Regions from separate parts of the Homo sapiens genome. Here regions 2, 3, 4, 5 and 6 are each linked to region 1. Evidence: chromatin contacts called from ENCODE Hi-C or POLR2A ChIA-PET data. All regions are on one chromosome and are shown on one strand. Each heading gives the region's core, a stretch centred on a gene start or an enhancer-like site at or near the end of the contact. The rest is flanking DNA. Distances are from core to core; before and after follow the strand shown.

Region 1 (5,114 bases), core at 1,113-3,612:
AGAAGAGCAGGGGCCACGCCACAGCAGCCTACGGGCGAGGCCAGCAGCCCCGGGTCTCCTCAGGGGAATGACGCCACCTGGCTGATACTGACCAGGCACCACTAGAAGCATCCAAGAGAGAACGTGTCAGGGGCCAGGGGAGGTCAGGGAGGGGGAAAGGAAGCCTCAGAGAGTGTGTCAGCCGTCACCAGAAACAAGGGTGACTGGGACCAGGAGGCAACAGAGTGAAAAGAGGGAAGTGGATCGACTTGGGAGAGACTCCAGAAAGCGGAGTGACCGACCTGCAGACAGGACTAAGCCATCGGGAGCGACACTAAGGCTTCTGGCTTTGCTGGCAAGGTGGGTGTTAGTGCCCGGGATGGGGAAAGCAGGAGGGGGCCGCTAAGGGACATCCAGGAATAAGCCCACCTGCAGAGGCTGAGGGCTGAGTGCCAAGCTGCCCGCACCCAGCACCTGCCACCAGGACTCACGGTGCTATTGACAGCTGCCATGTAGCTGGCGTCGGGATCGATGTGGGCGGACGTGATGGAGACCTCGGGCTCAGGGATCAGCTGCTCGTTGTGGTCTGTTTTCAAGTCCCAGATGTGGATAGCCCCGCTCTGGTCACCCACGATGAGCTCTGCCTGGGGTGCAGGGGTGGTGAGGCAGGGCCCAAGCCCAGCCCTCCAAAGTCCCAGGGTGCCTGGCCCCATGAGCACCCCTCACCTGGTTGGGGTGCAGGCACACGCAGTTAATGGGTGCGTTCACCTGGAAGATCCGCTGGCACTGCAGGTTCCGGGACCTGCGGGCCGGGCCGGGGCACATGCTGTCCATCTGGGCTTGTTGGTGCCCTACCCAGATGGCCTCGGCCTGGCCATTCCTCCCCTCCCTCTGCTGAAGGACCTGCCTCTTGGGAAATACTTGGGACGCAGGGCCCTCTGCTCCAGCAGGGAGCCTAAGCCAGTGGCTGGTGGAAGGGGAATAACAAGCTGGCTCCGGGCTCAAGGCAGGACTCGCGCTCTGATGCAATTCACTCTCCTCCTGTCCTCACTTCTCTCAGTAAGTCGCCCACAGGAAGCTCCCTGTCTCAGCCTCTGCTTGAAGAGAACCCAACCTAAAACGGTCTCCCAGAGCAGCCCACCCCAGCCCCGGGCAGCACGCCCCCTCCCCACCGCACCTGAGGTCCCAGATCCTGGCTGTGCAGTCCTCGCCGCCCGTGTACATCCAGCGGCCGTCTTCGTGGAAGCCCACAGACGCGATGTTCTTGTTGACGCCGTCGTAGCTGATGATGGGGTTAGGGTTATTGGAGTTGAGATCATACATGCGGATGTGCTGGTAACCTAGGGACACAGGCTGAACTGAAGCTTGGCTGTGCTGAGGTCGACCCACCAGAGCTCAGGAGTTTAGAGATCAAGGATCACAGATACCTGCAGCAGCAATCATGCTGCGGTCCGGTGTGACCTCCAAGGCATTCACCTGCTGGGACTGTTAAGGAGGATGACGGGAAGGTAGCCCTGAGGCCAGGGCCCCCCAGGCCTCCACCATCTGGCCTTCACACAGGCTGTGGTCCCCACACGAGGCATCCCCCCAGCGCCGCCCTGCCCGCCCCGGGTGGAGGATACGGAGTCCTGGTGCTGCACCGTCCGGGTGCAGATGCCGCTGTGGGCCTGCCAGAAGCGCACGGTGTGGTCGTAGCCTGCAGTGGCCAGGATGACCGGGTCACTGCCCACCGTGCCTGGGGAGGTGTTCATGGTGTGGCCTGCACGGGCCCTAGAGCTGAACGGCAGGGGTCAAAGGTCAGAGCATCTGCAGAGAAGGATGTGAAGTACTTAGAAGACACTCTCTGTGCTAAGTAGATTATAGACCCACAAGGCGCTGCCGAATGGCGCTTATCATTCCCATTTTAGAGTTGGGACAAGAAGCGCAGGTAGGTTCAGGGACACGCGTCACACGCGTGATACCTGGCTCCGGGGCTCCAGGGCGCGTGCTCCATCCCCGCCCCACGCACACGGCGGGGGCGCCGTCCCCCCCCCACCTCCGCAGCCGGCAGGGGGGAGTCACGCGCGGGCGCCACTCTGCCGCAGGGGCGGGCTGCGCGTGCGCAAGGCGGCGGATGGGCCGGGGAAAGCCGAGCGCTGCGGCTGCGCATGCGTAGCAGGCCAGCGGCAGGCCCTGATGGGAAAGGGCGCAGTCTGGCTGGACCCCCGAGCTCCCCTTTCCTCCGGTGACCGCCCTTGCTCCGTCCTGCTGGCCGGCTTCCCCTGGCCGTGCTCTCCCAGCCACCCAGCAGCCGGTTCCCGGCCCCTGGCTCGCGGCCTCCGTACCTTACGGGCGGCTCCGCACTCCGCCGTGTCCAGGACGGCGAGGGGAGCCGGAGCGAGTCGATCGAGGCCGAGCGTAGAGTTATCGATGGCTCCCTAGGGCGAGACCATGGCGCGGGCGGGGGTGGGTGGGACGAGACCAAAGTTCTGGGGCGGGGGGTTCCCGCCGGGAGGAACTCGGAGCGGTCCCCGTGCGCGGCCGCGGGCCCGGCGCGAGGTGGAAGGAAGCTGCGGCTTTCTCTCCGGCCTCCTGCCCACTGGCACCTGCCCTTCTGACACGGCTGTCCGTTTCCCGGGCTGTCGGGTCGCGCTGTTCCGGTGCCCTCCCTGACCCACTACTGCGCCACGCTGGGCTAGGATTGGCTGAAAATTACAGGACTTGAATTCAGACAAGTAACGAATAATTTTTTTTTTAGTGTAAGTATATCCAGGACATTGCATGGGAAATACTTATGCTAAAAAAATTTTATTGGGTATCCTGTAGTTTTACTTGCTAGATCTGGCACCCCAGCCCCAGCCTGACCCTCAGGACATCCCACTGAGCCCAGGGTCCCCCTCAAAACCACAGGCCCTCATTCCAGCTCTGTGAGCTCCACGCCGGTGCCCTCACCCTTGAGACAGGCTGTCGCATGGTTTTTTCCTGCTGCTCTTACAGACCTGGCTGCACCCCTTCCTCTGGCCGCAGAGGGGGTGCATCTTGTCCCTTGACCAGGCCATAGTTCCCATGGAGCCTTCCTTCCTATACCTTCACCTCCTCTCCTTCCTGCCGGTTAGCCTTTAAAAAAACACCATAAAACAATCCCAAATTATCTTCTTCAAAGAGCGGTCCTCACCATTTTTCTAGTTCCACGTCCTCACCTCCCACTCATTCCGCAACCCCAGTCATCTGCCTTTTACCCCCAGCTCTCTAGCTCTCCAGTGGAAATTCCTCAAGGTCACTGACAATCTCACTTTGCTAAATCCAGTGGATACTTTTCCTTCTTCCCACCTTTTTTTTTTTTTTCTCTCGAGACAGAGTCTCGCTTTCTCGCCCAGGCTGGAGTGCAGTGGTGCAATCTCGACTCACTGCAAAACCTCTGCCTCCCAGGTTCAAGCGATTTTCCTGCCTCAGCCTCCCGAGTAGCTGGGATTACAGGCACGCACCACCACACCTGGCTGATTTTTGTATTTTTAGTGGAGACGGGATTTCACCATGTTCGCAAGGCTGGTCTCAAACTCCTGACCTCAAGTGATCCGCCTACCTCAGCCTCCCAAAGTGCTGGGATTACAGGCGTGAGCCACTGCGCCCGGCCTCTTCCCACTTCTTCTTTCTTTTTTTTTTTTTTTTTATTGAGACGGAGTCTCGCTTTGTTGCCAGGCTGGAGTGCAGTGGTGCGATCTCGGCTCTCCACAATCTCCACCTCCCGGGTTCAAGCTATTCTCCTGCCTCAGCCTCCCGGGTAGCTGGGATTACAGGTGCATGCCACCACACCCAGTTAATTTTTCTATTTTTAGTAGAGACAGACTTTTCACCATGTTGGCCAGGATGGTGGATGGTCTTGATCTCGTGACCTCGTGATCCGCCCCCCTCAGCCTCCCAAAGTGCTGGGATTACAGGCGTGAGCCACTGCGCCCGGCCCCCTCCCACTTCTTGACGCATCTGAGCCATGGTTGACGGCACCATGCCTGAAAGGCTGCCTTCTCCTAGCTCCTGTCCCCGACATTTAGTCTCTTTCCCTGCCTGCCCGCAAGGACTCAGGCCCTTCAGCATTCACTCTGTGCACCCCACGAGATACCAGGGGGCTGATGACTGCTAGCTCTGGAGCTTCCAATGCTGTCCCTGTCCTGGGCCCCTTCCACCCTGTCTCCAGCTCTGATGGCCTCAGCTCCCTGTTAAGACACTGTCCCTTGAATGCCCCGCAGGGTCCACCATATTCCAGGGCCAAGACAACCCATCCCTGAGTAGCTCCCCTTCTGTGGGCAGTGCCCACCTTGTATTACAGCTGGGCAAGATCCGACACCTCCCCTCCCTCACCCTTCCCTTCCCTTCAGCCACCGATTTTACCTGTGATATACCTTCCTGTCCTTTCCACTGCCCTGGTTCTAGCTCACCACCCCCATCCCCCATAAAAGCCTCCTTCCTTGCCCCAGCCACTCTGGCCCCCTTCCAAACTGTCCACCACAGTGCAGAATGGCCTTTTATTTATTTATTTATTTATTTATTTATTTATTTATTTATTTTTGAGACGGATTTTCACTCTTGTTGCCCAGGCTGGAGTGCAATGGCGCGATCTCGACTCGCTGCAACCTCCACCTCCTGGGTTCCTCAGTCTCCTGAGTAGCTGGGATTACAGGCATGCACCACCATCCCAGCTAATTTTGTATTTTTAGTAGAGACAGGGTTTCTCCATGTTGGTCAGGCTGGTCTTGAATTCCTAACCTCAAGTGACCCACCCACCTCAGCTTCTCAAAGTGCTAGGTTTACAGGCGTGAGCCATCGCGCCCGGCCAGAGTGGCCTTTTAAAAACCTCAGTCTGAGCCCAGCACAGTGATTCATGCCTGTAATCCCAGCACTTTCGAAGGCTGAGGCAGGAGGATCACTCGAGCCCAGAAGTTCAAGACCATCCTGAACAATATAGTGATACCCCATCTCTACAAAAAATTTAAAAATTAGTCAGGAATGGTGGTGCGTGCCTGTGGTCCCAGCTTTGGGAGGCTGAGGTGGAAGGATCACTCGAGGCCAGGAACTCGAGGCTGCAGTAAGCTGTGGTTGAGCCACTGCACTCCAGGCTGGGTGACAGAGCAAGACCTTTTCTCAAAACAAAACAAAAACCC
Region 2 (5,114 bases), core at 1,797-4,296, 820 kb before region 1:
AGCTCACCATCCAGTCGGAATCAGTTGCCAAACATCCAATCCAGCGCCCATTGTGGGGCCTCGAGCACTCCTGGGATGGGGAGGGGAGGAGGGAAAGAGGTGAAGACCTGGAGAATTCAAGGAGTTGGGGGAGAAGAGGACAATGGCCACGGTCACACCCTCACCTCGTGCTTATAGACCTCGATCGTCTGGACCTCCTTGGCTGTGCGCAGGTCTGCGGGGAAAGAACTGTGAGTGGTGCCCCACTTGCCTCAGCCTCCTTCACTGCCATCTTGCCCTCCAACCAGCCACCTGCTTACCCCAAAGTCGAACAGCTCCATCCTCGCCACCTGACAGCACCTCTGGGCTCCTTTCCCGCAGTGCCAGGCAGTGGATGTAGTCTGTGTGGCCCCGGAGGACCCTCTGCATGTAGAGGGGCGATGTCAGGAGGAGACCTAGGAAGAGTGCCTCTCCCTGACCTAGACCTGCTCTAGGGCTCCAGGACCCTGCTCACCGTGAAAGTCCCAGTTTCAAGGTCCATAGTGTGCAACTGACAGTCTCCCCCAGCCAGGATGAGGGAATTCTCCTGTGGAGGAGCAGGATGAGGCAGAAAGTCAATGTCAAATCAGGATAGGCAGAGGGTGAAGGATCAAAGTTTGGACCAAGAACAGTCACATGGGGCTCAGACCTTGGGGACCAGCAGCAAAGCGTTGATCTCAGGCACTTCCAGGCTGGTCCTGGGGAAGGAAAGGCAAGGTCAGTGAGGAAGTGGCTTCACCCTGATGCACCCTCTATCCACGTGGCCCTGCTCACCTGTATGGAGGCTGACGACGCCACAGCTCCTTACAGCCCTTCAAAAGAGAAAATACCAGGTGACCTCAAAGGCTCTCTCTGGGTCCAGGCACCCCAGCCCTTTCCCAAGCTCGACTCCTTACCTTCTTGAGCATCTCCGCCCAAAGCCAGGCCTTCACCTCCCCATCCCCAGCACTAAGCAGATGTCGATCGGTGGAAACCATGCTATAGACGGGCCCATCATGGGCTAAAGAGAAATGCAGAACTGAGTGAGCCAATCCCACCCAAAGTCCTGAAGCCAGACTCCACAGGTATACCCACCTTGGAAAGTCACCACCGGCTTCTTACTTTCCTCTTTGGCTTCTGAGCTCAAAGCAGAGGACAAGCTGCAGGGACAGCGGAGGGGACCCAGGAGTCAGAAACGGGGGCATCCGTCCCATGAGGGCCAAGTGCCAGGGCTAATGGGTGGACAGCGGCAGAGGGTACCTGAAGATGGCAATCTGCCCGTAATTGTTGCCAGCCGCCAGAAACTTCCCACATGGTGAGACGCTCTGGGAGAAGATGGTCATATGGAGCCGCTGCAAGGCCTGGAACACCTCTGTCTGCAGGGAAAGACTGGATGAGGCCTGCCTGGGACGTATGAAACCTCCCATCCACAGATTCCTCCCTGCTTCCCCCAAAACCTGCCAGGCCTCCCACTGTCCTGACTTCTCAGCCTTCTTTTGAGGCGGCCCCGCCCCAAGCCAGCACCTGCCCATGCAGTCCCATGGGTGGCTCCAAGAAGACACTGAAGAAGGGGAGAGTTGAGGTGATGCCTCAGGGACCTCTGAGCAAGCACCCAGGCCTCTCCTGCCAGCTTCCTCAACTGACAAATGGAGCTCACAGAAGATTCCATCACAATTAGATGAGCTAGTGTATAGACAAGAGCTTTACATGGGGCTGTCACTCAGTGCTTAAGCCGGGTGTGGTGGTTCATGCCTGTAATCCAGCGCTCTGGGAGGCCAGGAGTTTGAGAGCAGCCTGGGCAACATAGTGAGACTCTGTCTCAAAAAAAATTTAAAAATGTGGGGCCGGGCGCAGTGGCTCACGCCTGTAATCCCAGCACTTTGGCAGGCCAAGGCAGGTGGACCACCTGAGGTCAGGAGTTCAAGACCAGCCTGACCAACATGGAGAAACCCTGTCTCTGCTAAAAATGCAAAATTAGCTGGGAGTGGTGGCGCATGCCTGTAATCTCAGCTACTCAGGAGGCTGAGGCAGGAGAATTGCTTGAATCTGGGAGGCGGAGGTTGCGGTGAACCCAGATGGAGCCACTGCACTCCAGCTTGGGCAACAAGAGTGAAATTCCATCTCAAAAAAAAAAAAAAAAAAAAAATTTGGCCGGGCGTGGTGGCTCACACCTGTAATCCTAGCACTTTGAGAAGCCAAGGCAGGCAGATTACCTGAGGTCAGGAGTTCGAGACCAGCCTGGTCAACATGGTGAAACCCTGTCTCTACTAAAAACACGAAAATTAGCTGGGCATGGTGGCACACGCCTATAGTCCCAGCTACTTGGAGGGCTGAGGCAGGAGAATCGCTTGAACCTGGGAGGCGGAGGTTGCAGTGAGCTGAGATCGCGCCACTGCACTCTAGCCTAGGTGACAGAGTGAGACTCTGTCTCAAAAAAAAAAAAAAAGTGCTTTGCAAGAACTAGAAAATTAAAAAAAAAAAAAAAGTACCTCTACTACCCCAACATAGAAAAACGTACTGATTTATAATTCCTACTCTCTGACTTGCGTTAAGCCCCTGAAGCACTTCTGGGTTACTATCCCGCCCCCCTGGTCAGAGTCTGAGTCCCACAAATAGCCCAGGCAAAACAGGGCTCAGGGCACGATTCCCTGCCCGCCCCGTCCCAGCCATGCGTGAACTACAAACCCCAGAAGGCAACGCGCACCACGTCCGTCTCACCTGACCCAGAGGCACCGCGAGCGGCACAGCTCGCTCCATCTCCAGAACTACAAGTCCCAGAGTGCTCCGCGCGCGACGCAACCTCACGAGGCCTTACGTGCCTAGAGCGGTTCCTCTCCGTGGCGCCCTACCGCCTTCGGCGCGAAGGTGGCTGGTGCGTACCGTCCCGAACCCTAGGAGCCGAGGTGAGCGCCGCGAAGACCCCCGACATTAAGAAGTGGTGTCCACCGCAGCCCCCTTAAGCCGGATACCCTCCCCCACCCCGAGGAGCAAGCCTGCCTTCCGCCACGCGCCGCCCGTCTTCCGCGCCCGCGCAGAACCTCGCGGCTGTGCCCGCCTAAAGCCACGCCCATCCTCTCTTGGCCACGCCCTCAGAGACTCCTCCCCTGTCGCCCAGATCCCACCCGCAGGACCCCAAAACCCAATGATCCTGCAGCAGCCCTTGCAGCGAGGCCCCCAGGGAGGGGCCCAGCGCCTCCCGCGGGCCGCCTTGGGGGTGACTTGGGGCCTGGACGCCAGGTGCGTGTAGGGGACCAGGGTGGGCCTGACCAAGGGCCGCAGGAGCTTTGGCTGGGTGCTCAGGACTGGTCTGCAGGATGAATACGGGGTGGGGCGAATCGGCGGGGCTTAGGCGTGAGCTGAGATGGGACTGGGGCTGCGGCTGAGGGTCGAGACTTCCGAGGTACCCTGCTGGATGGTCCAGGAGAGCGGGGACCGGCACCAGCTGAGACAGGAATGGGCTTGGGGCTCCTGGCTGATGCTGCAGGCTTAGGCGGGCAGATCCTTGGGAAGGGGCCAAGAGGGTGGGGTGCACCAGGCTCTCTTTTTTTCCCAGCTCCCCTCTCCGAGGAGCTGTGCCCATGAGCACCAAGCGGCGCCTGGAGGAGGAGCAGTGAGTTTGGGGGCAGGGAGGGACTCCCAACAAGATCTCTGTCACCTCTGGTCCCCAACAGGCTGCCTCCTGTGTCAGTATCCCAGCCTGCCTCTCTGCCATCTCTCCCCAGGGAGCCTCTGCGCAAGCAGTTTCTGTCTGAGGAGAACATGGCCACCCACTTCTCTCAACTCAGCCTGCACAATGACCACCCCTACTGCAGCCCCCCCATGACCTTCTCCCCAGCCCTGCCCCCACTCAGGTAGGTTCCTCCACTGGCCAGGCCTTCTGCAGAATCACAGGCGGTCCTCACAGCTGACCTCAGGCCCTGCCTCATCGTGCCATTTTTAGCTCTAGCTGACCTCTGGGTTGTTTCCCATCTTGGCTCTTTGGAAAGTGCTGGGAACCCAGGAGCCCCTGGGGACCTGGACCTGGTGGGAGGTGCTCAGCTAGGCCAGCCTCAGCTCCATGCCCTGACAGTCATTTCCTCTTCTAGGAGCCCTTGCTCTGAGCTGCTTCTCTGGCGCTATCCTGGCAGCCTCATCCCTGAGGCCCTCCGTCTGCTGAGGCTGGGGGACACCCCCAGTCCCCCCTACCCTGCAACCCCAGCTGGGGACATAATGGAGCTCTGAGTGCTGGTGGACAGTGCCCCTCCCACCTTCCTTCTTCCCCACAACAGAAGAGACCAGCGACTCCCGCAAAGGGACAAGGTTCCTCCCTCTCCTGCAGAGTAGGCATCTGGGCACCAAGACCTTCCCTCAACAGAGGACACTGAGCCCAACGGAGTTCTGGGATGGGAGGGGTGGGAGCATGGGAAGGGAGGCATCCCACCCCCAAGAAGAACTGAATAAAGATTGCTGAGCAAAGGAAGGCTTCAGTCTGGAACCTGGGGCTTTTGGGGATGGTGGAGAGGGCAGAGGCGCGGGATGCTGGGGTTTCTCCTCAAGATCTTCCCTGGAAAACTGTTAGGGCCAGCCAGGTCCTTGCCGGCTGAGTTCCAGGCATTGAGAATGTGTGAGTCAGAGCCTCACCCCCGCCCCCGCGGCTGGCTGACTCACTCCCTCCCTCCAGCTCAGGGGAGTCAGTCGGGGATCACTGCCTCTCCAAACCATTTAAAGTTAAAGATTCTTTTATTAATAAATTCTCCCTCCCCTCCAAACTCTCCCCAAAATAAATATCTCCTCCCCGCTTTGGGGAGTTGGGGGGGTCTGTATCTTAGGGCCAGCCCTCCTAGTGGGCCAGCCCCCTAGTGTTAAAAATAGGTCCCTAACCCCCCAGGGTGACCCCCGTGGTGGAATTTCAGGACATCTGAGTGAGTGGGGCCTAGTGTCAAGTCTGCCCCCCAAGTCAGCCTGGCCCCCAGGGCCTCTAGGAAGGAGGGCACCCCCCTCCCCTGTGCAAATGCTGCAGTTCCTTAGTCAGTGTCAGCTGTTTTGTGTGAGCCAGCGTGAGGCTCCCTTTCTGTTCTGGAGCCAGAGGCAGGGCAACCAGACACCTTGGAAGGTTCCCCTGAACCCTGGGCCCAGGC
Region 3 (5,114 bases), core at 1,849-4,348, 710 kb before region 1:
TGCTTTTTTTTTTTACAGTAGATACCCATTGTTTTACAGTAGATACAGGGGCCCTAATGTGTTTCTTTTGTAATGTTCAATCTTCATTCAGTACAAATTTCTTTTTTTTTTTTTTTTTTTGAGACAGAGTCTCACTCTGTCGCCCAGGCTGGAGTGCAGTGGCTCGATCCTGTCTCACTGCAACCTCCGCTGAATCCTTGAACCAGGTTCAAGCGATTCTGCTCCTCAGGCTCCTGAGTAGCTGGGATTACAGGTGTGCGCCACCACGCCCAGCTAAATTTTTTGTATTTTTAGTATAGACAGGGTTTCACCATGTTAGCCAGGCTGGTCTCAAACTCCTGACCTCTGGTGATCTGCCCACCTCAGCCTCCCAAAGTGCTGGGATTACAGACGTGAACCACCATGCCTGGCTGCACTCAGTACAGATTTCTTAAGTGAATGGAGCACAGGCCGGCAGATTTGCATGGAAAGCTCCAAAGTCTCAGTTCATGGTGCATCACTCTCCTGTCCTCTCTCCCCTTCTCCCAGAATTGAGGGTGCGGAGCAATTTGAGTGCAATGCCAGATGGCCTACTGGGACGCTGCGGTCCTGCTGGTGACCACAAGGGCTCAGCGTAGACCTAAGGGTCACATGTTAGCAACTGTCAGGTGTCTCTCAGACACCAAGGGGTCCAAACTCTAATCAGTAAGGCTCGAAAACCAGGCGGCTCTGTCGGCAGCTGATGGAGCCACAGAATTACCTTCACACGTGAGTGAGAAGCGTCACCATCATCCCCCACACCTGGGTCACGGCGCTGGCTTGCTGGGCAGGAGCCCCGGGGGCAAATCCCGTAACTTCTCTGGGCTGGTTTCACCTGTGAAGAAAGTAAAGTGGCAAATGAAATACTGCAGGTGAAATTATTCCATGAACTGTCGACCATTAGACAAGAACAAGGTGTTCAGCATCCAGGTGCAGTAGGGGTCCTGAGTGATAGGAGCGGGAGGAGGGAAGGCCCTCTGTTTAAAAAGCTTCTGAATGGGCCGGTGGCACGGTGGCTCACACCTGTCATCTCAGCAGTTTGGGAGGCTCAGGTGAGAGAATTGTTTGAGCCCAGGAGTTCGAGACCAGCCTAGGCAACATAGTGAGACCTGCCCCTCGCCCCCACCATTTCTACTAAAAAAATTTTTTTTTAAAGCTCCTGGATGACTCCAGTGTCTACCCACCTCCCACCTACCCGCAACTGAACCATGAGCGTTGGAGGTGCACTTGCCTCAGACATGAACCACTATGGTGACATCACAGGCTCAGTGGGTGCACACAGACATTCCTCCTGAAGAGGTTGAAGGTGGCAGAGATGCCCAGATAATTAAAATTTACTCTAAAAATGAACTTCACAATCTCAGCACCGTTGGCATTTTGGGCCGGATGATTCTGCTGTGGGAGGCTGTCCTGTTCAGCGTGGGGTGTTCAGCAGCAACCCCGGTCTCTACCTGCCAGATCCCACTGTCATGCCCTACCACACGTTGTGACCACCAACACTGCAGAACGTTCCCTGGGGTGCAGAATTGCCCAAGAGCCACAGCTCCAAAGCAACTTAGAAATTAGAGCGCACAGAAAGGGAGAGCTTGGCCAATGAGACCCCCCCAGCCCGGTATTCCCCAGTCACCCTCCATCATAATATAAGTTTATTTACTCCTTCCCACAGCCTAATGCATCCTCAAATCTCTCTCCCTCTATGCCTGATATACCCATCTTCCCTCTCCTTCCCACTCCCACCAACTCAGGACATGATCCCTTACCACGACCTCTTTAGCCCAAGCCAAAGCCTCTGAACGATCTTGCCAGCTTTGGCAAGCAGCCACTCCAATTCTCCACATAGGGTGCTGACAGGTCACTCTTCCTAAAGCTTAACTTTCAGCATGTCTCTCCCCAATTAAATCATCTCCATCTCCAGCCTTAGTGCATCATCAGCTGGGCGTCATAAACACTCCGCAATCTAGCCCCAACCTCAGCCTTGTTCCTTCCACACGTCCCGCCAGTAGCACTTGGGAAAGGAACAAGAGAAACATGATATAATCACACGAGAAAATCTAGATCAAGCCCTGGAAATCATATTGGCCCTTGGAAAGCAGAAATATGCAAATAAAAATAAGCCATTTCGTTGGAATTGGAGTTTGCACATGATTATCTGACTATGGGAGTTCAGCTTCCAGTACAAGGAATAAAGGAACAACAGGCAGGGTTTAGAGCGAGGGTTTCAACTACGTCAGACCCGTTATGTGCAGGCTCCATGGGTTAGCAGCAGCCTTTTGGAACGGGGTGGAAGAGAATGGAACGGAATTTAATCCGAACAGATCCAGCTGCGTCATGTGAGCTTAAACAAGCGTCTCCCTTTAAACTTGTGCTTCAGTCATCCAGACCCACAGGCACAGAGTACACGCGTAAAAGGCATTTCTCAGTGTCGGCTGTGGGTCAACAAAGTTCGAAAGCCGTCACCGGAGATCTATAGGGTCAGAAGCGGGAGCGGGGTGCGTCCCGACCCGCAAAAGTGCAAGGTCACTGGGACCGCCCGAGCTGCAACCGTGGGACGGGGCTGATGCTGCGGGTCCAGGAAGGCAGCGCTGGGCGGGGCAGACACCGCCAGGAAACGGCGGACGAGTGCGGGGATCCTTGATGTGGGGGTGTCGGGCTTAGGCCAGGGGACGGGGGGGTGGGGATGGAGGGGCGAGGAGCAAGGAGGGAATCGCGGGAGACCCCACAGGAGGCGGCCTGAGCGCCGGGACGCAGACCCCTCCCCAGCACCCGCAACCCTCGGGACCCCCGGGAGAGCCGGGCTGCGGGCGCGTCCACGCCGGGGACGCGGGACATTCCCCGCCCGCAGGGGCCTGTCCTCACCGACGGCAGCGGGGCCCTCCCTCTCCCGCGACAGCGCCGCGGCGGATCCTTCAGCCTCTGCCGCTGCAGCAGCGAGCGTCGACCCCGCGACCCAGGCCGCCGCCGCCACCCCGACCCGGGCACCAGCTCCCAGCCCCGACCTGCCCCTCGGGAGCGAGCCCCGTGACCGCGCGCGCGACCCCGCCGGGGAGCCGGCCTTGCGGAACGCTCAGGCGCGCTACTTCAGAGCATGCGCAGCAAGACCGCGCGGCCCGTTCCTTAGGTAAACCGCTGCTCCGGGTCTTCCCTGCGCGGCGCCGAGCCGCAGGCCTGGCCTGTCAGCGCATGGGGGCGGGGACGTAACTCACGGAAAAGGCGGGGCCATCCCGAGATTGGACGGCGGCGTCCAGGGGCGGAGCTAGGATGGGGGAGCTGAACAGGACGCTCTTGGCGTAAAGGGGCTGGGGTAGGGGGCGCTTAATTGAGACCCCAGGACGGTCCCCAGTATCTGAGGCTGCCCGCAGGAAACGGAGCGTTTGCTGAGATGCACTCTTGGGCCTGTCAGTTTCCTGACCCCGTGGGAAGGCGATTCTCATGCATCTCATTGACGCCCCCAGTGACCCTACCCCAGAGCGGAACCAGTGTGAGATTCAAATAAACAGCGATAGCAACGGATTATAACCTTGACTACGATATGAGTCCAAACTGAAGGAAATAAGTCAACGGGGGAGAAGGGACAGTTGTTTCTTACATCAGAAAGCCAACAACGACAAAAAAATACCTGGGCCGGGCGCGGTGGCTCACGCCTGTAATCCCAGCACTTTGGGAGGCCGAGGCGGGTGGATCACCTGAGGTCAGGAGTTCGAGAACAGCGTGGCCAACATGGTGAAACCCCGTTTCTACTAAAAATACGAACATTAGTCGGGCGTGGTACTGGGCGCCTGTAATCCCAGCTACTCGGGAGGCTGAGGCAGGAGAATAACTTGAACCCGGGAGGCGGAGGTTGCAGTGAGCCGAGACGGCGCCACTGCACTCCAGCCTGGGCGACAGAGTGAGACTGTGTCTAAAAAAAAAAAAGCAGAAATATTACATAGTATTACAAAGTCTGCATGACGTGTGATGTAACACATTGAATGTAGAAGCAGGTATGAGAGCCAGTAGTCTTCTTTTAAGCCCGCAACAAAGATATTTGCAAAAATGTATAACTATGTCACTCGTCTCACTAAATTTCTTTGGGAAAATATTGTACTTTTTCATAAAACTATGTTAACACAATCAGCTTACTATTTTTTGGTAAGATCTTTATTGAAATATAATTCACATACCATGCATTTCTCCCATTTAAAGTGTACAATTAAATGATATGTAGTATAGTCAGAGAGTTGTGCAAACAGCACCATAGTCAGTTTTAAAACCTTTCATCACTCCAAGAAGAAACCTTTAGCCACCACCCTCCAATTTGCTAATCACCCCAGCCCTAAGTAATATGATCTATTTTCTGTCTTTATAGATTTGCGTATTCTGCATATTTCATATAAATGAAATCATGCAACAAATATGTGGTCTCTTGTGACTGACTTCTTTCGCCTAGCCTTAGCATAGCACTTTCAAAGTTCATCCATGTTGGCCGGGTACAGTGACTCTTGCTTGTAATCCCAGCACTTTGGGAGGCTGAGACAGGAGCATCGTTTGAGCCCAGGAGTTTGAGATCAGCCTAGGCAACATAGTGAGACTCTTTCTCTACAGAAAAAAAGAAAAGAGGAACAAGAGAAAATTAGCTGGATGTGGTGATGCGCTGTAGTCCCAGCTACTCAGGAGGCTGAGGTGGAAGGATCACTTGAGCTTGGGAGCTGGAGGCTGCAGTGAGCTGCGCTCATGCCACTGCACTCCAGGCTGGGCGACAGAGCAAGACCCTGTTCAAAAATAAAATAGTAGCAGAACTTAATTACTTTTTTTTTTTCTTGAGATGGAGTCTTGCTCTGTCGCCCAGGCTGGAGTGCAGTGGCACGACCTCAGCTCACTGCAACCTCCATCTCCCGGGTTCAAGTGATTCTCCTGCCTCAGCCTCCTGAGCAGCTGGGATTGGGATTATTACAGACAGTTGCCACCACGCCCGGCTTTTTTTTTTTTTTTTTCTTTTTTGAGACGGAGTCTCGCTCTGTCGCCCAGGCTGGAGTGCAGTGGCGCCATCTCGGCTCACTGCAAGCTCCGCCTTTCGGGTTCACGCCATTCTCCTGCCTCAGCCTCCCGAGTAGCTGGGA
Region 4 (5,114 bases), core at 1,267-3,766, 680 kb before region 1:
AATATCCATCAATGGATGAATGAATAAGTACAATGTGGTGCATGTATAAAATGGAATATTATTTGGCAGTAAAAAAAATCTATGCTACAACATGAATGAACCTTGAAGAAATTATGCTCGGTAAAAGAAGCCAGACCCAAAAGACCACATATTATATGATTCCATTTACATGAAATTACTTAGAGTCTAGAGAATCTACAGAGTAGGAAAATCTATGGAGACAGAACGTAGATTTGTGGTTATCTCGGGATTGGGGTGGGGAAGGGGAGAATGAGAATTGACTACTAGTGGGTATGTGCTTTATGGGGTGATGAAAATGTCCTAAAAGGAATTTTCATGAGGGTTGCACAACTTTGTGATCACACTAAAGCCACTGAACTGTATATTTTTTTTTTTGTTTTGTTTTGTTTTTTTGAGACGGAGTCTCGCTCTGTCGCCCAGGCTGGAGTGCAGTGGCGTGATCTCACTGCAAGCTCCGCCTCCCGGGTTCACGCCATTCTCCTGCCTCAGCCTCCGGAGTAGCTGGGACTACAGGCGCCTGCCACCACGCCTGGCTAATTTTTTGTATTTTTAGTAGAGACGGGGTTTCACCGTGTTAGCCAGGATGGTCTCGATCTCCTGACCTCGTGATCCGCCCTCCTTGGCCTCCCAAAGTGCTGGGATAACAGGCGTGAGCCACCGCGCCCGGCCGAAATGTACACTTTAAATGGGTAAATTGCACGGTATGTGAATTATCTCAATAAAGTTGTTAAATATTCAGAAAAAGGTAAATTGAGTCTATGAACATATGAACAGCAGTTCCCCAATGTCACTATCCCTAAGAATCACCCGGAGTTTTTTTTTTGTTTTTGTTTTTTAGACGGAGTATCGCTCTTGTCGGCCAGGCTGGAGTGCAGTGGCGCGACCTTGGGTCACTGCAACCTCTGCCTCCCGGGTTCAAGCCTTTCTCCTGTCTCAGCCTCCCAAGTAGCTGGGATTACAAGCGTGCACCACCACACCCGGCTAATTTTGTATTTTTAGTTGAGACGGGGTTTCTCCATGTTGGTCAGGCTGGTCTCGAACTCCCGACCTCAGGTGATCCACCCTCCTTGGCCTCCCAAAGTGCTGGGATTACAGGCGTGAGCCACCGCGCCGGCCCCGACTAATTTTTGTATTTTTTTTTTTTTTTTTTTAGTAGAGACGGGGTTTCACCATGTTAGTCAGAATGGTCTCTATCTCCTGACCTTGTGATCTGCCTGCCTCGGCCTCCCAAAGTGCTAGGATTACAGGCGTGAACCACCGCGCCCGGCCTGTGTTGCTTTAAGCCACCTTATTTGTTAGGACAGCAACAGGAAACTAATACAAGGTTCAATCCCTCACTGACGATGTTCTGGACGACAGGACCCCTGCCTGGTGCCTCATGGTGGACCCACAGAATCATCTTCATACGCACGGGGGAGAAACATCACTAATGTCCACCAGCACCGGCATCCTCAGCCGCGAGGACAAATCCCTTACCCTCCCAGCAGGTTTCATCTGCGTAACGGAAATAGTGGTGAATTTATCAGGGGCTGTTAATAGATGACAGGCAAGGGTGAAGTCATCGCAAAAGTTCCCAGACGATATGGACAGCTGCTCCCCAATAATTACTGCTCCACGCAGTCCACAGCGGGGCTGTTATTGACCCCGACAGGATGACGGGACACTAAGGTGTGCAGTACACGTCCTCACAGGGAGATTTAAAAAACCGGCAGTGACCCCTGCCCCAAGAAGGCCAAGAACTGCTACTCTAAGGTGTGCAGCGCGGAGCTTCCCCACCATGGCAATTTCAGCCATGGCAGCTCCTTCCCCTAATCACCAGGGCTCAGAATCTTTATTTCACTCCTTTACCCAATGCAATTGGCATCAAACGCGGGCTGGGCTGCGCCCAAATGGTCCCAGCTCCCCGGCTCTCTCCTCTCTCAAGAATACCCACACCCTGAGGCCCCGAGTGTCTCCCCCGCCCCAGTATCTCACGCCTCCAACTCGCTGCCGTCCCTGCAGGGACCTCCCGAGCTGCAACCGTGGGACGAGGCCGGCGGGGGTTGGGGGGTGCCGGGAAGGCAGCGCTGGGCGCGGCGGACACGGCCAGGGACCGGCGGGCGAGTGCGGACCTCCTTCGTGTGGGGGTGTTGAGGCTTTGGACAAGGGACTGGAGGGGGTGGGGAAGGAGGGGCGAGAGGCAAAGAGGGAATCGCGGGAGACCCCACAGGAGGCGGCCTGAGCACCAGGACGCGGACCCCTCCTCAGCACCCGCAGCCCTCGGGACCCCCGAGAGAGCCGGGCCGGGGACTCGTCCATGCCGAGGACGCAGGACCCTCCCCGCCCGCCAGGGCCCGTCCTCACCGACGACAGCGGTGCCCTCCCTCTCCGGCGACAGCGCCGCGGCGGGTCCCTCAGCCTCCGCGCCAAGGGCCCCAGCCTCAGCTCGCGCTGTTACCTCAAGCCGGGGTCACAGCGCGAGCATGCGCAGCAAGGCCGCGGGTGCCCTGTCTTCTGGCTGGGGCCGCTCCTCCGCGTCTTGCCCGTGCGGCGTAGAGCTGGCGTCCGGCCAATCGGAGGGCGGAGGCGGGGCCAAAATTCAGTAAGGGGGCGGGGACACCCGGGATTGAGTGTCGCCGTCAGGGGCGGAGCCTCGGGGGACCTGCGGCCTGGATCCGGGTTGCGGGCGAGGTTATCCCAGCACCAGTGGGTTGGGCTTCACTGCGACCCCCGGGCTTCCTCACGGATTTGACTCCGGCTCTCTGCGGGGAAAACTGGAGCATTTGTTTAAAGGTTTTGCTCTCCCCCGTCGCGATACCGAGCGTGCGGAGGGAAGGTGTTTAGGCTCATGGAAGCCACTGCCTTGCTTTAAGCTCTGCATCCTTGACGACGCAGCAGCCTCATCCGCGCCATTGGTCCAGCCCTCGTCTATTAGTTTAGCCCCTGCCCATTGGTCCAGCCCTCGCCCAATAGTCCCGCCCTCTCTCTGTAGTTCAGCCCCTGTCCATTCATCCTTTCTCGTTATTGGTCCAGCCCTGGCCCATTGGGCCCACCCGTGCCCACGGGCCCCGCCCTCTCCGTGCCCAACCACGTTCACCCGGCCCAAGGGGTGCCCGGGACACTCGCCATCCTCCAGCCACCCACTGCAGTGGGACTGGGCTGGGTCCGGGCACAGGGAGCTGTGGGGCCCTGGGCGCTGCTTTCCTGGGACACTTGGCTGCAGCGTCCAGAGCGGCCCCCGCACAGCCCCCTAGGCTCACCGCGGCTCTCCCAGCCCCGCGGGGTCGCCCCCACTACCCCGGCCACCTTGGTCCCCCTAAGCCTGGCTCCGCGCCCCGCCCCCCTCGCTCTAAAGCGGCCGCTGAATGTGCCACCGCCCCAGGGCTCCAGGGTCCAGGTCGAGATCCTCTGGGGCCTCCCGCACCTTCCGCCTTCTCACGTCCGAATGCCAGCGTCGCTGCACGCCCTTCCTCTGCCCTGCCCCTCCCGGCCCTGGCTCTGCAGGTCTCTGAATCCCACCGTGGACTCCGCTACCAAGGCTCCCGCTGCCCCCATCCCACTATCCTATCTCCCCGGGCATTGTCTGGTGTCATTCAAGGCCTTTGTGCTTTTTTTTTTTTTTTAGAAACGAGAATTGCGCTCTGTCGCTCAGGCTGGAGTGCAGTGGCGTGATCTCGGCTCGCTGCAACCTCTGCCTCCCGGGTTCAAGCAATTCTCATGCCTCAGCCTACTGAGTAGCCGGGATTACGGGCGCCCGCCACCACGCCCGGCTAATTTTTGTACTTTTAGTAGAGACGGGTTTCACCATGTTGGCCAGGCTGGTATTGAACTTCTGACCTCAGGTGATCCACCCGCCTCGGCTTCCTAAAGTGCTGGGATTACAAGAGTGAGCCACCGTGCCCAGCTACCTTTGTGCATTTATTTGCTGTTATCTATTAATCATTCACAGACTACTGGTTGTTTTTAACTTGATGATGTTATAAATATCTTTGTATATGAATCTCTGATGTCAAAGATTTTTTTTTTTTTTTTTTGAGATGGAGTCTCGCTCTGTCGCCCAGGCTGGAGTGCAGTGGCGTGATCTCTGCTTATTGCAACCTCCGCCTCCCGGGTTCAAGCGATTTTCCCGCCTCAGCCTCCCAAGTAGCTGAGATTACAGGCACCGGTAATCATGCTTAATTTTTATATTTTTGTAGAGATGGGATTTCACCATGTTGGCCAGGCTGGTATCAAACCGGAGTTACCTCCGGTGATCTGCCCACCTCGGCCTCCAAAAGTGCTGGGATTAGACATGTGAGCCACCTTGCCTGTCGAGATATTAAAGATTTTTTTTTTTTGAGACAGAGTCTCACTCTGTTGGCAAGACCGGAGTGCAGTAGCACGATCTCAGCTCACTGCAACCTCCGCCTCCTGGGTTCAAGTGGTTCTCCTGCCTCAGCCTCCCAAGTAGCTGAGATTACAGGCGCCTGCCACCGCACCCAGCTAATTTTTTTGTATTTTTAGTAGAGACGGAGTTTCACCATCTTGGCCAGGCTGGTCTTGAACTCCTGACCTCGTGATCCACCCGCCTCAGCCTCCCAAAGTGCTGGGATTACAGGTGTGAGCCACCGCACCCAGCCAAAGATTTCTTGAAAGTCTTAAAAGAGGTCAAAGGAGGCAAATATTTTTAAAAGCTTTTTAAACATGTAGCCAAATTGTCCCCAAGGAAGTGCACAAGCTTGGGGTTAGATGCTTGGGTTCAAGTCCCTGCTGTGTCAATTGCCAGCTGTGTGAATGAGCAATTACATCCCCTCTCTGTGCCTCAGTGTCTTCACCTGATAAATGGGGGTGATAACGCACCCACCTCCTACAGCCATTGTGAGAATTCACAGAGTATTGTCATGTGGACTGATAAGAGTCTTGGTTGTTTTCTGTTTCTTTTTGTTTTTGTTTGAAACAGAGTTTCACTCTTGTTGCCCAGGCTGGGGTGCAGTGGTGTGATCTCGGCTGACTGCAACCTCCACCTCCTGGGTTCAAGTGATTCTCCTGCCTCAGCCTCCCAAGTAGCTGGGATTACAGGTGCCCGCCACTAAGCCCGGCTAATTTTTTTTGTGTTTTTAGCAGAGACGGGGTTT
Region 5 (5,114 bases), core at 1,912-4,411, 590 kb after region 1:
AGGGCCCCATCTCTATGCCCTTCCTACTCTCAACCCAGGAGCACTTGAAGGAGAGGACAATGGGTCCAAGTCAGACCCCAAGGATCCTTTCTCCGCTTCTTACCCATCTTCCCCCCAATGAGTTTCAAAAGCCTGCTCCCTTGGTGCATTTCCACCGCCTGATGTCTGGGAAAGAGATACAGCAGGTATTTTTTTCTCTTCCCGTTTCCGAACTATTGTCCGCTGTTTGAAACACAAAACCATAGAAAACCATCAGTGATCCTTTGGAAAGGAAACAGCTTTAAGGGATCTCTTCGACTCCCCCCCAAAAAAGGATACTCACTGCCTCTTCAAAGAGTTTAAATATAGAAAGTCGCAGCCTCTTCGAAGGAGAGAGGGGACACATGCCCCATAAGTGCCACCCAAATTGAGAGCCTCAGTGTAGGCCGCGGGATGGGTGAGCTAGGGTGGAGCCCGGCTGGGGCGAGGGGTTCCTCTCCCCCGCGGCACACCCCGGAGAGGGGCTGGGGTCTCCCAAGGGGACGGGCCGCCCTACCTTTTCCGCGGGGCCCCGAGCCACCGGCGTTGCCGCTCCCCACAGCGCTCGGAGGATCCTTCCTGGGCCTCTTGCTCTGCGGCCGCACGCTGGACCGGAGGAAGTGGTGCTGGTCCTGGGGGCTGCCCTGCGGCGGGGACGGCGCCTGCGGCGCGCCGGGGGGCGCGGGGGGGCCGTCGGCGCCGGCCCGGGGGGTCTTCTCGTCCCTCTTTGTGCCGCTGCTCTCCTCGGCCGCGTCTGCGCCGCCGGCCCCTTCTCCTTCCAGGGACTCCTCATCGGCCGCCCGCTTGCCCAGCTTCTTGAGCCCGTCCTCCCCGCTGCCGCCGTCGCCCAACTTCACTGTCATCCTGCGGCCGGGAGAGGGGAGGCGGCCGGTGAGGCGGGCGCAGGCCGGGAAGTTTAGCGGCCCCGACGCGCTCTCAACATGGCCGCCGTTGTTTGTTCCAAATCCCCTCTCGGCGGCTCGGCCCGGCCCGCCCGAGCCCGCCCGAGCCCGCCGCGGCCCCTGCCGCCCCCACGCCGCCGCCCCCGGCCCTGCCCACCAGCCCGGGACCCTCCCGGGCCTCCCCGGACGCCCCCTGGCCGAGGCTCGCGTCCAGACGCCCGGGCCGGCGGCGGGAGGGCGCGACAGCTCGGCGGACCCTGCCCGGCCCCGGCCCCGGCCCCGGCCCCGGGGTCTATGGGAGCCCCGGCGCGGGCGCGGGTCTGGGCACGGTTGCGGGTCCGGGCCGCTGCCCCGCCCACAGCCACCTACCCGGCGGGGCCGCGGCTCATGGCCTGGCCCTGCGCGCCGGCCTCGCTCCCTGCGCCGCCTCGGCCGGCCGGGCCGCAGCCCCAGCCCTAGCCCCTCGTCCCACCCCCTCCCCGCCCCCCGAAAGGCGCGGGGCTCCCGGGCCCCGCGCACCTGCCCCACGCGCCGGCCCCCAGAGCTGGCCCTGGAGGAGGACAGAGGAGGCCGGATCCACCCCGGGACGGGAGAAGCGCGGGCTCGCCTGCCCGCACGGGGAACTCCATGGTGGCCCAATGCCGCCGGCCCGCCTGCTTATTTTAAAACACACATAAAGAATAATCAGCTCCGGGTCTCTGGGAATCTTCTTCCCAGGGTGGGAAATGTGAGCTGCTGCGGGGATTTACTAGTTAAAAATGCTTTTGCAACAAAGGAGCCTGTTGCATGGAACAGGTTGGAACCACCCGGGAAAGTGACAGCCCAGTTATGTCCGGGTCCAGGTGCAAGAAGCGGTAGAAGACAATGGTGTTAAAACTCTTGGCAACAATTAATAAAATTATTGCATCAACTTTGCTACCCACCGCCCTGTAAAATGTCAACAACAAAGTGCAGTGACTAAAAATGCTGCAGCCCAGAAAGCAGAGCCACTCAAAAATAAACTCAGACAATCAGGTACACAGCAAGAGCTGCAGCCCAGAAACAGTCCGGGACGGGCACGTGTGAGGAAGCAAAAACGCTGAAGATTAGATTCCTCAGCAGATACTGACCCTGCGTTCAACTCAACTGTTGAGAACGGGGGCATTTCCACTTCAAAGGAACACACGATCGAGGCACCAACACCAACCACGAAATACAGGGACGCGGGCGAGGACCTCTCTTTCCGAGAGATCGGGAAATGGCTTCAAAGTCGCAATGATGCCCCCACCCTGAGGTGCAGATCACACAAGGATCCGTGGCCGTTTTCTCCTGTCGGAATTGGTCTAGGGAATCTCGAGTTCATGCTAGTTTTAAAAAAAACTCTGCCAAAGAACAAAACCACCCACGACAAACACCCCAACTTAAGGGATTTCGTGGCAAGACTTCCCACTCTTCCCCCTCAACCCACCTCTTTCCACTCAAGAAACCTAAACCCCCAAAGACCTCGTCTCGGGCTGAGAACCCCGCTGCCCAGGGACCTGTCCGCCCGCAGGCCACCCGGGACCCAAGCAAAACAAACTCGGCCACCAGAGTGAACTCGCCCGCTCGCCGGGCTCCACACCCAAGACGCCGACCGAGCACGGGGAAGCGCTTTTCGCCACTGAAAGGACCGACGCCGTCCAGACTTTACCCTAAGGGCCAACAAGCAGGGGGATGGCCTCCTTTTCGCGAGAACCTCCAACGAGACCGGACTTTTCTCGGAGGCGCAGTCTCCTCCAGCCCCGTCCCGCTCCGCACCGGCTCGCGTCTCGGGATGGGGACGCAGAAGCCTCCTCGCCCTGAGGCCAGTTGTGGCTGTACCGGGCGCTGTGGAAGCGACGCCCCCCCCGCGCTCTCCCGCGCCGCCCGACAGGACCCCCCGGCCGGGCCTCGCCATGACAGCCCCGCCGCCCAGCCTTGGTCACCTTTTTCATCAACGCCGGGCGGCAGCCTGGCTTCCCGGGGCCTCCCCGGGTGCCCGCAGAACCAGCCGGGCCGGGCAGCCCCGGCCCCCGAGCGCCGGCTGCAGGGAGGCCGCAACGCCGGGCTGGTCGTCCGCCTCGGAAGCGACTGGTCGAGCGGCGCTAGCCCCGGCACGTCCCCTCCGCGGGCCGGCGCGCGGCTGCGGGGGCTGCGGACGCAGATACTGCCGCCACTCACCCTAGCGAAGCCGGCCCGCCGCCCTCAGCAGCAGTTCCGGCTACGGCGGCCGGTGGGGACCTCACGGACGGCGCGCGGGGGCGGGGCCGGGGTGCGCGGGCGCGCGGGGCGGGGCGACGAACGCGGGGGCGAGCACCCCCAATGTTTCTTCGGGCCCGTCTCCCCAAAACGGCGCTCCCATTGGCTAGCGCTGGGCGGGCGCGCTCGCACGTACGAGCCCGGTGGGCGTCGGGGGCGAGCCCGCGGCGCCAGTAGTGTTGTGACGCCAGCCTCGCGACCTTGCGGACTGTGCGTCTCTTTGGATTGGTGGACAGACAGCCAATAGGCCAGGGCCCGTGCTGTGATTGGCCGCAGCAGTGTTGACGGATACGTGAGAAGAAAACGGCGTGGTAGCTCGGAGTGTGGAATCGGGCGCGAACCTGAGTTCTGAGAAGTGTGGAAGCACGTCTGAGGCAGTTAAGCGCACCCTTTCCTGGGTGGAGTATGTGCTTCTGCGCTACGTTAGCGTAGCCGAGCGGCGCTGGGCACTTGGTCATTTTCTTCATAGCAAGAAAGCAGAGGGGTGTTTTTCAAATTCCAGTGTTTCTTTCTTTCTTTTTTTTTTTTTTTGAGACGGAGTTTCGCTCTGTCGCCCAGGCTGGAGTGCAGTGGCGCAATCTTGGCTCACTGCAAGCTCCGCCTCCCAGGTTCAAGCGATTCTCCTGCCTCAGCCTCCCGAGTAGTTGGAATTACAGGCGCGCGCCACCATACTCGCTAATTTGTGTGTTTTTAGTACATACGGGGTTTCACCATGTTGGCCAAGCTAGTCTCGAACTCCTGACCTCAAGTGATCCGCTCGTCTCAGCCTCCCAAAGTACTGGGTTTGCAGGCGTGAGCCACCGCGCCCGGCTCAAATTCCAGTGTTTCTTTTTCTTTTCTTTTTTTTTTTTTTTGACTCGCTCTGTCGCCCAGGCTGGAGTGCAGTGGCCCGATCTCGGCTCGCTGCAGTCTCCGCCTCCCGGGGCTCAGGCGATTCTCCTCCCTCAGCCTCCTGTAGCCGAGACTAGAGGCGCCACCGCGCCCGGCTAATTTTTGTAATTTTTTAGAGACAGGATCTCGCCTTGTTGCCAAGGCTGGTCTCGAACTCCTGGGCTCCAACGATCCGCCCGCCCCAGCCCCCAAGAGCTGGAAGCCCAAGCGCGAGCCCCGCGTCCGGCCGCCAGCTGCTTTCTTGGGGGCGCTCCCTGCCTCGCTTGGCTCTGTGGAGTCCGGGGCCCGGCGATGGAACAGGCCCTCAGTCACCCAACACCTCAGGACACTGCCGAGCGCATCGACTTTCCCAGAAACGCTTGACCCACGCCCTCCGCTCCGAAACTAGAAAAGCGGAGCCCAGGGAAGGCCTGGGCCGAGACCGCCGCGTGCTGGAAAGGCTCCGCCTCGGGATGCACGGGAAGGGAACACGCCCAGGAGGGGAGGATGCCGCGGTTGATCGGGGCTGTGACAGCGCGCCCTCCACACAAAGGGGACCCAGACGCCGGCCCTGCGCCGCCGTCTCTCCTAGAAAAAGCTCGTCCCGCTTCTCTCTTGCAGAGCGGAATAACCTGGCCCCCGACGCTCGGGCCTCGGAGCTGCACGTGCGTGCCCGATCGCCTTCGGCTCTTTCCGGCCGCTCGGGGCGCTTCGGGAGTCCTCGGGGCCGCCTCGCTCACCTTCGGCTATTTCCGCGTTCCTGGCGCGCCGTTGTCCCGGCAACGCGCGGCGGCTCAGCGGCCTGGCAGAGGTGAGTGGCCTTAGGGCTAGGGCGGCCGACCCAGGTCCTTAGGAGCCAGGCCGGGGTTTGGGGCCGAGGATGTGACCGGTGGCGGGCGTCGGGACCCTCCCGTCTCCTCCCACGATCCCGGCGCCGCCGAGTCCCCGCGGCCCCTCGCGAGTCCCATCGAGGCTGGGGCGGGCTTGGCGCGGGGTCCAGGTCGCTCGTCGGACTATGGCTGTCGCCCCCGCCCGGCCTCGAATCGCGGCTGATTCCGGTAGCTGGGA
Region 6 (5,114 bases), core at 1,898-4,397, 550 kb before region 1:
TGGTTCAGAATGTGCAGCCTCACACCCCAACTAAAGGCCAGCATGCACATCAGAAACACACATGAACCTTGGATAATCGTCATATACTTCACCTCCCAGGTAAGGGCCATTTCCTTGATTCCAAATATTTAAAGATCCTATCAACTATCCTGATATTTTATTCCTTCAATTTCCTTCCTCTCAATAGGATTTACAACAATTTGCAGTTCCTCCCTGTCTTGCCAGCTGTCAAATATTACCTGTTTTCAACTCTGCTCTATTTAAACACATCAAACCAGCCTCCTCTGTTCCAACCGTTCCCATACCTTCTCCATATACCTTGCCCTAAATCTATGTAGAAACCCTCTCTACACCCCACTTTCATTAATGTCCAACCGTTGGCTTTCCCCACCAATCCCCTGGATAGCACTTCCTAGTTTTTCTCTCTCAGCCCTGCCTCTTCCTTCTCTCCTGTGTTAACCCCATGCCTCCTCCCAGGTTCTAGCCTTTCAACTTGTCCCAACCCTAACGTGATTCTGAAAAATTCTCAAGTCCCAGCTTTCCTGGTTAGATTCCTTGGCTACACATACTCTATTCCTTTCTCCTATTACATATACTCTCTTTCTCACCCTCATCCTCTCCAAGATAGTTTCCTAGAACATGCATATATGAGAAAATACTACTAAGAAAAAACCCTAAGGAATACGTAAAGCGGAGAGAGTAATCAAAGATGTAAAAGAACTGGATAGAAGGGAAGGATGCATTTAGAAAATTCCAGAATGAAGAAGCATCATACAAATGTTTGGAAAAATATACTAGCGCATGCGCCTAAGGATGGGTCCCTACCCAAGCCCAGTAGCAGACCCAATATTGAAAGCAGAAGGTGACAGAAGAGGCTAAACCTGGATAAGGCAAGCAGAAATCCAGGAAAAAATGAAAAACTGTATGGCTCAAAAAATCAATTTCTCTACACCCCAATCCTCATTTTCATCTTCTAGTACCAATCCTCCTCACGGTTTAAAACTAGGTCCTTCTTCGCCTCTCCCCTACCCCACTTAATTTCTGCTTCCCCTGCAGCATGTTTTTGACCTGCACTTAATTCTTCAGCTTAACCATTCACCCACACTTCCATACCACCTCACACAAAAATCCCCCCACTCCTTAAGAAAGGAAAACCAGGCCGGGTACGGTGGCTCACGCCTGTAACACCTGCACTTTGGGAGGCCGAGGTGGGCGGATCACCAGATCAGGAGATTGACACCAGCCTGGCCAACACGGTGAAACTCCATCTCTACCAAAAATACAAAAATTAGCTGGGCGGCGGCGATTGCCTGTAATCTCAGCAACTCCAGAGGCTGAAGCAGGAGAATCGCTTGAACCCGGGAGGCGGAAGGTTGCAGTGAGCCGAGATCGCGCCACTGCACTCCGGCCTGCCAACAGAGCTAGACTCCGTCTCGGAAAAAAAAAAAAAAGAAAAACCAGTAGGTGCTAAGCAAAGGATATTAGGTCACAATGTTTCGGAGAACTTTTAGGGAATGAGCCACCTAGTCCACCCCACAAAAAAAGACGACGACCCCACGGCATCTAAGGGGTGTGTTAAGACACAGAAAGTAGGAAGATCAACACCACACACAAATCACCAAACCAAACGATATTACAAAACTCTTAAAGTGGGGGCCATAGACAGTGGATATGCAAAAGTTACCCAAGTTAAAAGCAGAAAGTAAAAAGTACAAAGGAAGACAAAAACACCCTTTTCTGTTGGGAAATTATCCGAGTGGTAAGCTAACAATGAAGTAGAAAGATATATTTGAATTCAACAGTAAAATATGCAAAAAAGAAAACGGTACCAAAAGGGGAGAAAAAGGGGAGACAAGGGTTGTCGAAAAAAATGGACATCAGCAAGCACAGCCAGCTCAGCACCGGGGCGCTCCAGAGCGGCTGAGTGGACACAAAGAACCCAGAAAGCTAAAATAGTAGCTTTAGAAGAGCCCTAAGCCCACGCACTTAGGATGAAAGACAACACAACACTCTGAAATTCTGATCCAGATTCGTCCTAACTGAAGCCGAGTGGAAACCAAGCTTCAGAAGAGCTGTGTGCCAAAGAACGCCTGAAACCAACCAGAAAACTTATATATGAGTCTGGCGTTTTCTTCCCAACGAAGGTCTCCAAAAGCCTCCTTAGTTTGAACACGAATTCTCGGGAGACGTTGAAAAAGTGTAAAAAGGGAACGCACGGTCTACCTTACAAATGTAAACTGAACACGTTCACTTTCTTCACAGTTTTTAAGATTTGGGGTTTCTCCCCGCCACTAACAACTCAAAGGCTGATAGCCGGGAATCCTAAACCATTTAAATCCGGCCCACGAAGTTCAAGGCCCTCCCCGCAGCGCCGGGGGCCTATTTTCGGCCTTGCGGAATGGGGGAGGGGGCTGCGCGGCGTCCCGCAGTCTGGGAGGCCCCCGACACGGGCAGCCCAACGCCGAAGAGAAGCCCGAGGAAAGGAGATCTGGAACCGGGGGCAAGGGTCCAGGAGCAAGCCCCCCGCCGCCGCCCCTTCCCCGCCACTTAAGGGCCGAAAACGGCAGCTGCAGGAAGGCCACCTCGGCGGCACATGTTGGGGGGAGGAGTGAAGCCGAGGCGCGCGCCCTCCCCCCTCACCAAGGGCGCTCGCGAACCCGAGTACAGGCGGCTGCGAACGCCGTTGTCATGGGGGAGGGGCGGGGGGGGGTGAAGCCCGCGCGCGACAGGAACGGCGGGAAGGGGGAAGGGAGGCGAGGGCGTCCGCGCCAGCGAAGGGCGTCGAGCGCGCGTGCGCGCGGAGGAGCTCGGCGGCCTGGGCAGTTCTCCGCGCGCTTTGGCCTCGCGCCGGGGCCGCCGCCCCTCCCCCACCCGGCTCGCTGGCTCCCTCACCCTCTCACCCGCCGCCTCCGCCCGCCGCCTCCGAGGGGGAGAGGTCTTGCCGCCGCCGCTGCTCGAGCTCCCGAGTCCCTCGGGCCTGGGGCCGCCGCCTCGCCTCGCCGGTCCGCCCGCCTCAGCCGACGCCGACGCCTCCTCGCTTCCTCAGGGGCCGCAACGGGCTCCAACTGCGCCACTCGCACCCCGCCTGGGCCGCGCTGCACGTCAGCACGACTAACTGCGTGCGTCAGCACGCAAACGCGCGTCGCGGGGCCTGCCGGGAACTGGAGTGCGCCCCGCGGCCTTTTGCGCAGGCGCCGAAGCCACACCGCGAAGTACCGTTTTTTCAGGCACAAGGAAGGTTTCACCCCGTTGCCGAAAGACTAAGCGTCCCGTTGGCCAGTGCAACGAAGAACGGAGGAAGCGACGTAAGACACCGCGTATTCGTAGGCCTTCCGCTGCGGGGAGGAGCACAGGGCCTAGCGGCAGCAAAGCGACGCCCGAGCGCGTCTCGTCTCCCGCTGTCGATGCAGAGCATTCTGGGAGTTGTGGTTCGGGCGTGTCGCGGAGCCCGGATGTAATTTCGGCTCGGGGCGTGGCGGCCATTTTGTCTCCCCATGTTGGGAGACGATATCCCAGCCGCGGTGGTGCTGCCGCTTTCGTGTGACTTTGGGTTTCCCGAGCGAGCCCGCAGCTGCACAGCAGTCCGCCTTCCCGTACCCGAGAGAAGCCGCCTCAGACCCCAGCCAGCGGGCACCCCCGGAGGCCCCGAGCCTGGCTGCAGGCCCTAGACCTGCACCAGGGGCCCAACCAGTTACCCGTAGCATGGGCCACGTTCTCCCGCTGTAGACCGGGCTGAGGCCCGACGGCCACCCCTGGGGGAGGAGTTTTCTTAGCTTCCGGTAGGGCAGCCAGGCCGGGGTCCCACCAGACCCAGGACGTGATACCGGTGAAGCGGCACATACAGGAACAAGGCAGGAGGAAAATAATAAGCACCTTAAAGTTTCCACTTTTCGGTACCGTACTTCCTGTTAATGTTTCTAAGCCCGTGATTCTGGGCCTGATAATCAGCCAGCCGTCCTCACAGCAGAGTTGTAAGACGCTGGGCTGCTCAAGCACAAGTTCATATCTAGACCCACCGCTGGCGAGCAGCCCTGGACGTCCCGCTTAGCTGTCCTAACCAACTCAGGTGGCCTTGATCCGCAACAGGACGCGGTACCACGTAATGAACTGTCCATTTGAGTGCAAGGATTTATATTTGTTATTACGATTTGGGGGTGTTTTTAAGAGGCAGGGTTTTGCCCAGGCTGTTCTCGAATTTGGGGCTCAAGCGATCCTCCGACCTCAGCCTCCCAAGTAGCTGGGACTACCCGTGCATGACACCCTATCTGGCCCTTGTTTTTTGTTGTTGTTGTTGTTCTTTCTTTTTTCACGTGGTTTCGCACTTGTCACCCAGGCTGGAGTGCAATGGTGTGTTGTCGGCTCACTGCAACCTGTCTCTCAGGTTGAAGTGATTCTCGTGTCTCAGTCTTCCGAGTAGCTGGGATTACAGGCGTGTGCCACCACGCCTGGCTAATTTTTGTATTTTTAGTAAAGACGGGGCTTCACTATATTGGTCAGGCTGGTCTCGATTTCCTGACCTCAGGTGATCTGCCCACCTCAGCCTCCCAAAGTGCTGATATTACAGGCGTGAGCCACCACGCCCGGCCCGTATCCGGCTTTAAGATTTGTTTTTCACTTGCCCGTGGGAGGATGTACTTATCTCAGATGCTAGAGCCGGGAGACCCTCCCCCCCACCACCCCCATCTCCTGCAGGAGCTCTGATCGCAGATTGGAGTGTCTGAACTCTGCATCTATGGACGGTGCTTCTGTAAGCCGGCCGCAACTCTGGAGTGGCATAGTAAAGTGGCAAAGGCTTTGCCTTTCTGGTTAAAGACCCCAGCACCTCCAGTGAGACCCTTTCCTGTACCCCCACTGATATTCTTTATGGAATGTTTTGTGCGTGAGTCAGCACATTTAATGCCCGTGAATAGTGACAAAACATGGTTTGCAGTACCCTAATGACTGATGATGCTGAGAATCTTTTGATGTGCTTGTTGGCCGTTTGTACATCTTTGGAGAAATTTCTCTTCGTGTCTTTTGTCTATTTTATTTTTTTGGGACAGAGTCTCACTCCTAACCCCGGGCTGGAGTGCAGTGGCACGATCTCCACGCACTACAATTCTTGTACCTCAGCC

Evidence for each region. Hi-C counts contacts between places; a loop is a spot of excess contacts on that map. ChIA-PET counts read pairs that join two places held with the same protein, here RNA polymerase II (POLR2A). Pooled maps may share reads with other maps.
Region 2: a pooled map shows a loop between it and region 1 (6-fold over the local background). The contact joins the promoter of THOC6 here to the promoter of MLST8 in region 1. A Hi-C loop is called at or near these places in 1 of 168 maps with a recorded cell type or tissue (ascending aorta) and 11 of 50 pooled maps. POLR2A ChIA-PET finds 5 or more read pairs at or near these places in 1 of 52 experiments (WTC11).
Region 3: a loop to region 1 is called in a pooled map, with 4 times the contacts of the local background. The contact joins the promoter of FLYWCH1 here to the promoter of MLST8 in region 1. A Hi-C loop is called at or near these places in 1 of 37 single-sample maps with no recorded cell type and 8 of 50 pooled maps.
Region 4: a pooled map shows a loop between it and region 1 (4-fold over the local background). The contact joins the promoter of FLYWCH2 here to the promoter of MLST8 in region 1. A Hi-C loop is called at or near these places in 5 of 50 pooled maps. POLR2A ChIA-PET finds 5 or more read pairs at or near these places in 2 of 52 experiments (B cell and H1).
Region 5: a map of ascending aorta shows a loop between it and region 1 (4-fold over the local background). The contact joins the promoter of CRAMP1 here to the promoter of MLST8 in region 1. A Hi-C loop is called at or near these places in 1 of 168 maps with a recorded cell type or tissue (ascending aorta), 2 of 37 single-sample maps with no recorded cell type and 10 of 50 pooled maps.
Region 6: a loop to region 1 is called in a pooled map, with 11 times the contacts of the local background. The contact joins the promoter of SRRM2-AS1 here to the promoter of MLST8 in region 1. A Hi-C loop is called at or near these places in 2 of 37 single-sample maps with no recorded cell type and 7 of 50 pooled maps.

Annotation. Positions count from the first base shown.
Region 1 is chr16:2,202,702-2,207,815 of GRCh38, reverse strand. It overlaps MLST8 (MTOR associated protein MLST8), which reads right to left and starts at 2,362. Exons shown (of 9, transcript NM_022372.6): 1 at 2,304-2,362; 2 at 1,602-1,785; 3 at 1,407-1,458; 4 at 1,157-1,319; 5 at 706-781; 6 at 471-623. The coding sequence starts at 1,730. RefSeq lists enhancers at 29-867, 868-1,707, 2,547-3,387 and a silencer at 1,805-2,454.
Region 2 is chr16:3,021,967-3,027,080 of GRCh38, reverse strand. It overlaps THOC6 (THO complex subunit 6), which reads right to left and starts at 3,046. Exons shown (of 13, transcript NM_024339.5): 1 at 2,716-3,046; 2 at 1,258-1,373; 3 at 1,093-1,157; 4 at 915-1,018; 5 at 793-830; 6 at 668-716; 7 at 494-565; 8 at 300-402; 9 at 165-214; 10 at 8-70. The coding sequence starts at 2,754. It overlaps HCFC1R1 (host cell factor C1 regulator 1), which reads left to right and starts at 3,139. Exons shown (of 4, transcript NM_017885.4): 1 at 3,139-3,234; 2 at 3,551-3,607; 3 at 3,720-3,848; 4 at 4,083-4,456. The coding sequence starts at 3,140. The coding sequence ends at 4,218. It overlaps TNFRSF12A (TNF receptor superfamily member 12A), which reads right to left. Exons shown (of 4, transcript NM_016639.3): 4 at 4,698-5,114. RefSeq lists enhancers at 1-142, 2,724-3,033, 2,423-3,066, 3,067-3,711, 3,694-3,793 and 1 more and a silencer at 3,104-3,303.
Region 3 is chr16:2,909,915-2,915,028 of GRCh38, reverse strand. It overlaps FLYWCH1 (FLYWCH-type zinc finger 1), which reads right to left and starts at 3,098. Exons shown (of 10, transcript NM_001308068.2): 1 at 2,875-3,098; 2 at 740-853. RefSeq lists silencers at 2,465-2,654, 2,628-2,727, 2,758-2,907, 2,928-3,237, 3,288-3,347.
Region 4 is chr16:2,880,617-2,885,730 of GRCh38, reverse strand. It overlaps FLYWCH2 (FLYWCH family member 2), which reads right to left and starts at 2,516. Exons shown (of 4, transcript NM_138439.3): 1 at 2,365-2,516. RefSeq lists silencers at 2,081-2,140, 2,231-2,400, 2,901-3,370 and an enhancer at 3,099-3,599.
Region 5 is chr16:1,610,407-1,615,520 of GRCh38, reverse strand. CRAMP1 (cramped chromatin regulator 1) reads right to left here and starts at 3,161. Exons shown (of 21, transcript NM_020825.4): 1 at 2,864-3,161; 2 at 536-882. The coding sequence starts at 881. It overlaps IFT140 (intraflagellar transport 140), which reads left to right and starts at 3,449. Exons shown (of 31, transcript NM_014714.4): 1 at 3,449-3,553; 2 at 4,668-4,857. RefSeq lists enhancers at 2,265-2,765, 2,766-3,266, 3,655-3,714 and silencers at 2,645-2,804, 2,835-2,954, 2,975-3,504, 4,743-5,114.
Region 6 is chr16:2,750,633-2,755,746 of GRCh38, reverse strand. SRRM2-AS1 (SRRM2 antisense RNA 1) reads left to right here and starts at 3,147. Exons shown (of 6, transcript NR_027275.1): 1 at 3,147-3,305. It overlaps SRRM2 (serine/arginine repetitive matrix 2), which reads right to left and starts at 3,109. Exons shown (of 15, transcript NM_016333.4): 1 at 2,901-3,109. RefSeq lists enhancers at 1,701-2,543, 2,544-3,386, 3,268-3,557, 3,618-3,787, 3,387-4,229 and silencers at 2,698-2,757, 2,778-3,087.